Linked DNA regions of Homo sapiens: region 1 is linked to region 2. The links are chromatin loops, found by intact Hi-C in ENCODE. Cell type or tissue: K562. All regions are shown on one strand. Links, peaks and the distances in the headings refer to the core of each region. The heading gives the core; the rest is flanking DNA. Region 1 overlaps EXOC2 (exocyst complex component 2). Region 2 overlaps EXOC2 (exocyst complex component 2).

Evidence for each region. Hi-C counts contacts between places; a loop is a spot of excess contacts. Peaks named below come from ENCODE experiments on the same cell type or tissue, not always from the same donor. Only the 100,000 strongest peaks of a DNase experiment are listed, where the experiment ranks them.
Region 1: it touches region 2 in a loop (5-fold over the local background); 2 of 110 quality-filtered maps call a loop at or near these places.

Annotation. Positions count from the first base shown.
Region 1 is chr6:603,161-606,074 of GRCh38, reverse strand. The region is part of intron 7 of EXOC2 (exocyst complex component 2); the gene reads left to right. Among named protein-coding and RNA genes, the nearest start is that of HUS1B, 52 kb to the left of the region's middle. RefSeq lists an enhancer at 1,260-1,329. In K562, for the core only: no CTCF peak of the experiment used is centred there; a DNase peak (open chromatin) is centred at 1,424.
Region 2 is chr6:657,863-660,776 of GRCh38, reverse strand. The region is part of intron 1 of EXOC2 (exocyst complex component 2); the gene reads left to right. Among named protein-coding and RNA genes, the nearest start is that of HUS1B, 2.2 kb to the right of the region's middle. RefSeq lists enhancers at 1-714, 715-1,663. In K562, for the core only: a CTCF peak has its summit at 1,422; DNase peaks (open chromatin) are centred at 649 and 2,276.

The DNA of each region.
Region 1 (2,914 bases), core at 266-2,765, 55 kb after region 2:
TTCCCTGGTGTATATGTGCCACATTTTCTTAATCCAGTCTGTCATTGATGGAAACTCACTCAAAACTGCTCAACTACATGGAAACTGAACAACCTGCTCCTGAATGACTACTGGATACATAACAAAATGAAGGCAGAAATAAAGATGTTCTTTGAAACCAACAAGAACAAAGACACAACATACCAGAATCTCTGGGACACATTTAAAGCAGTGTGTAGAGGGAAATTTATAGCACTAAATGCCCAGAAGAGAAAGCAGGAAAGATCTAAAATTGACACCCTAACATCACAATTAAAAGAACTAGAGAAGCAAGAGCAAACACATTCAAAAGCGAGCAGAAGGCAAGAAATAACTAAGATCAGAGCAGAATTGAAGGAGATAGAGACACAAAAAACCCTTCAAAAAATCAGTGAATCCAGGAGCTGGCTTTTGAAAAGATCAGCAAACTTGATAAACCGCTAGCAAGACTAATAAAGAAGAAAAGAGAGAAGAATCAAATAGATGCAATAAAAAATGATAAAGGGGATATCACCACCGATCCCACAGAAATACAAACTACCATCAGAGAATACTATAAACACCTCTACGCAAATGAACTAGAAAATCTAGAAGAAATGGATAAATTCCTGGACACATACACCCTCCCAAGTCTAAACCAGGAAGAAGTTGAATCTCTGATGTTTTAAATTGTATATTAAATATTAGTTGTACTTTAAAAAATTGTTATTCATTCGTAACCAACAATAAGTGAGTTTTTAATGTTTCAACAAACGTTTTTGGATATCACAGAACAAATGTAATTTTCCCATTGATTATTAGATGGTCTTGCTGGATTTTAGCTTGCACAGCCCCTGTCATAGCCCTGCACACTGTGCAAAGCCAGGCCTGCCCATGGGGTGTTGTACCACCTCTCTGAGTAGTAAGAATACTGGTCATTGATTCAGACAGCAATTTTTAGTCCTTCCTCTGTAAGCATTTATTGAGCACATGTTTGTTTTATCCTAGGGATATAAAAATAAAACTTGTACTTTACTTCTAGAGATTATAACTGAATGGAAAATACACATATTCAGGTGATCAAATGATGGTTTGATAATACTGCTCTGGTGGGAGTCCTCAGGTGTGGCTACAGCCCACAAAAGGGGAAGCAAGCCAAAAAGTTGAGTGCAGAGAATACCAGGGGAGGACACAGGAGCCTTAAGAGAGGAGCAGGAAGTACCCAGACAAGCAGAGGCCGGCGGTGGGCGGCTGAGTGGAGGGAGGCAGGTGTGTCCCCGCGGGGCCAGCGCGTGAGTTCAGAGACAAGCAGAGGCCAGCGGTGGGTGGCTGAGTGGAGGGAGGCAGGTGTGTCCCCGCAGGGCCAGCGCGTGAGTTCAGAGAGGAGATAGGCCGCAGCCCAGGAAGCAGGGTCCAGTGTGGCTGTGTGCAGATAGGAGAGGTGTGGCCGCAGGGTAGACGAGGTCTGCCCCTGACGAACTGGCTGTGCAGTAGTGTGGAATCTGTCTTTATTCTGAAGACAAATAGTGAGCCATCGCAGAAGTTTAACAGAACGATAGGAGATTTTTAAAGAGCAATCTGCCATCTGTATAGAGAATGGACGAGAAGGGAGGTACGCCAGAGGCAAGAGGAGAGCAGCCAGAAGTGGACGGTAGGCATGTTAAGCCAGGTCAGCAGTAATGTGTGTAGTAATGGAATAAAGTAACGTGAGGGTGACGTGGCTGCTAGTGAAGGTAGAGCGAGTGGCAGGTGAGAAAGGTGAAGGGACAGGGAAGGTTTGACATGTTACATAGGGAAAAGGAAGTAGTCATTGGTGATTTACAGATGTCTGGCCTCAGATGGATGAAGGAGCACGTTTGGCGCATAAGGAGAGGCATAGAGATGAGAACATTCAGTTCAACATGTTGAATTTGAGATTCCTGAGGGTCGTGCTGATGGGTTTTGCTAGCTCTCACTATGTCCCCATGATGTCACACTGGGCAACTTGAATAACCTCTGTGTCTCAGTTGCCTCCAACATAAAACGGGGGTAAAAACAGTGCCTGTCTTACAGCGACATAACCATGTGCAGGTGAACTAATACCCATGAGGGTTTTCGAATCACACCTGGCATAGCATCAGTGCTTCCTGTCGTTATTAGCTGTCATTATTGTATGTCCAGTGAAAATATTCCTGTCATTATTAGCTATCATTATTGCATGTCTAGTGAAAATATTTTTAAGGATTGGTCTTACGCTCGCAAACACATCTTGAAACACAGATTTGGGAGTCACCAGCATAAAGATGGTAGTTGGACAAACAGGATTGAATGATTTAACCCAAGTACCACGTGCAAAATGAAAGAAGAATGCTAAGGATTTGGAACACTAGGGAATATCCAGAAGGGCCAGGATGTGGAAAAGAAACTGACGTTTGCTCAGTGGCTGGCTGGCAAATATTTCACAACATGCATTCAAAAAAAAAAAGAAGAAGATAGAAAAAATTAACCTAATATTAGCATTTCCCAATTTCCAAGGTGTAAATACTCCCATTGGGGTTGGTTTCAAGCTGCCAACTCAGCTTGGAGGTGAAGAGATACTGACAGTTGCTCTTGAGAGGGGTACGTGCTGACGTCAGCTCTTTCCTCAGTTCCATCTACTCCACACAGAGTGTCAGGCATAGTGCTGTGAAACAGGCTTTCAGTACTGTTAATGATCCTGTCCGTATAGCATCGTTATGGTATAGCCGGCAGCCTATCTCGTCATTTTCTAGCCTGTTGAAATTGAGGTAGTTAGGTCTCTTTGTGAATTTGTACATTTTAGGGTTACTCTGATATTCCAGGCACCCTAATGTTTCACTTCCTAATCTCATTCAACTTGCTTATTCCTGGGATACATTGTGCTGTGGTGGGTGGGGTAGCAGGTGAGGGGGCGTTCCTT
Region 2 (2,914 bases), core at 178-2,677:
GGTGAACTAGTGTGATTTTTTCGGGGGTGTTGAAGAGCCTTGTTTTGTCATATTACCGGGGTTGGTTTTCTGGTTCCTTCTCATTTGGGTAGCCTTGTCAGAGGGAAGGTCTAGGGCTGAAAGCTGTTGTTCAGATTCTTTTGTCCCACAAAGTGTTCCCTTGATGTAGTGCTCTCCCCATCTTCCTGTGGATGTGGCTTCCTGTGAGCCAGACTGCAAGATTGTTGTCTCTCTTCTGGGTCTAGCACCCAGCGAGTCTACCCAGCTCTGTGCTGGTACTGGGGGTTGCCTGCACAGAGTCCTGTGATGTGAACCATCTATGGTCTCTCAGCCGTGAATGTGAATATCAGCGCCTGTTCCAGTGGAGGTGGCGGAGGGTGCAATGGACTCCCTGAGGGAGGGTCCTTAGCTTTGGTGGTTTAATGCTCTAGTTTGGTGCTAGTTGGCCTTTTGCCAGGAGGTGGTGCTTTCCAGAAAGCATCAGCTGTAGTAGTGTGGAGAGGGACTGGCAGTGGGCGGGGCCCTAGAACTCCCAAGATTATATGTCCTTTGTCTTCCACTACCAGGTTGGGTAGGGAAGGACCATCGGGTTGGGGGGGATGGGTGGGTCTTGGGGGATGGGGGTGGAGTTCTGTACCTAGGGGGATTATGGCTGTCTCTGCTGAGTCATGCAGGTTGTCAGGGAAGTGGGGGAAAGTCTGCAGTCACAGGCCTCACCCAGCTCCCACGCAAAACTGAAGGGCCAGTCTCACAACCACCGTGCCCCCCGTGTCCCCCCCCCAACAGCCCTGAGTGGCAAGACGGCTTGAAAATCTGCCCCAGGCTACCTGCCTCCCAGCTGCGAACTAAAAAGGCTGGGTTCTGTCCCCGCCTGTGGAGTCTGCACACCAGATTTGCGTCCTCTCCCAAGTTCTGGCCAGGAGGCTTCTCAGTCCCTTGAAATTGTTACAAAGTTCAGTTAGAGATTTCCTTCTCCCTGTGGAGTTGTACCCCCTGCTCCTCAGGCCACCTTCCAGATGGATCCCTGTGGTGCCAGGCAGGAATGGCCTGCAAGGGGACACAGTGAGCTCCCAGGGCTTTTCTGCTGCCTCTACCCCTGTGTTTCGCTCACCCCTCCAGATTGACTCAGCTCCAGGTAAAGTCGGAAACTTCTCCCGCAAACAGACCTTCAGCTTCTCCAGTGGGAGTGTGTGTTCGGGAGAGGAAGGGCTCCTTTTCCCACTTCCACAGTTGGGGCACTCACAGTATTTGGAGTGTCTCCCAGGTCCTGCAAGAGCAGTTTACTTCCTTCAGAGGGTCTGAGATTGCTGGTTTGTTCTTGCAGTCTATCTGGGGCTAAAATTCACAATGCGAGCCTTCGCATGCTGCTCTGTCTGGACCTGTGATCTAAAATTCCATGGAGGGCAGTTAGGGAAAACACCTAAAAAGACTCTTGGGGGCGCTAATGACAGTTTGGGAAACACTGCTCTAGAGGATTCGTCATTAGTTACAAATAAGACAAAGATGCTTTCTGGCACCACTGTTATTCAGCAGTGTTTTGAAAATTACAGCAAACGCAATGTCAGTTAAATAAATGACATAAACTTTGAAGAGTAAAAGCCATAATTACAGTACATGAAGATAGTAAGATTTTCTACATTAGAGACATAAAAGGTCAATTGAAAAATGATTTCAGGAGAGCTCAGTGACTTGACTGACTTCAAGATACTGTATATTATGTGAACTCCCTAAGAACAGAACTGAATAATTCATTGACAGTCATAAAAAATGGTTTGAATAAGTGGGAGGATTTAATGTAAATATTTTAAATATCTTGGCTGGGCGCAGTGGCTCACGCCTATAATCCCAGCACTTTGAGAGGCCAAGGTGGGCAGATTACCTGAGATCAGGAGTTCGAGACCAGCCTGGCCAACATGGTGAAACCTCGTCTTTACTAAAAATACAAAAATTAGCTGGGCATGGTGGCAGGCGCCTGTAATCCCAGCTACTCGGGAGGCTGAGGCAAGAGAATCGCTTGAACCTGAGAGGTAGAGGTCGCAGTGAGCCGAGATCACGCCATTGCACTCTAGCCTGGGCGACAAAAGCAAGACTTCGTCTAAAAAAAAAAAAAATATATATATATATATATATAAAATATATATATATATTTTAAATATCCTGAAATTATCTTGAAATTTATACATTTCATACATTCATTTAAAAATTTGTGTTGAACACCAGTTGCATGGCAAATACTGTTCTAAATGCTGGGTGTACAGCAGTGTATGGAACAGATAAGAACTCCTCTAACTTACATCATTGTGGTTAGAGCTAGACGGCAAACAAAGAAGTCTAAGTATGTACTATATCAGGCTGGTGATAATTCCCATCAGAATTCCAGGAAGATTATTTTTAGACTCTGACAAAATATTTTAGAATTCATCTGGAGCAGTATCTGTGAGAGAATGAGAGAAGTTCTGAAAGATTGTCCTATTCGATATTGAAATATAATACAGAAATTAAATCACTGGTACAGGTTCAAGATAGGGCAGTGGGAGAAAATATAGAGAGGGCCAGGAAACATTCAAGCAAAAATGAGAATTTTTGTCTAAAACAAAATTGACATTTCAGGTTAGTGGAGAAGTGGATTGTTTAGTGAATTATGTGTATCAGCTAGGCATTCGGTACTCCAAAAAAGATTTCAACTGAGTCAAACAACTAAGTCATAAAAACAGATAACATTAAAGTACCAGAAACAGGACTTTGAAAGCATGACCCTAGAAGTAGTAGAGAAAAGGTCAATAGGTTTGACATGAAAATACTCAGTATTTCCCAAGGGCAAAGAATACCAAAAACAGTGTGAAAAGTCACATGATAAACTGGGGAAGATATTTACAGTACATGTAATGGACAGAGGGTTAATGTTCTTGCTAGA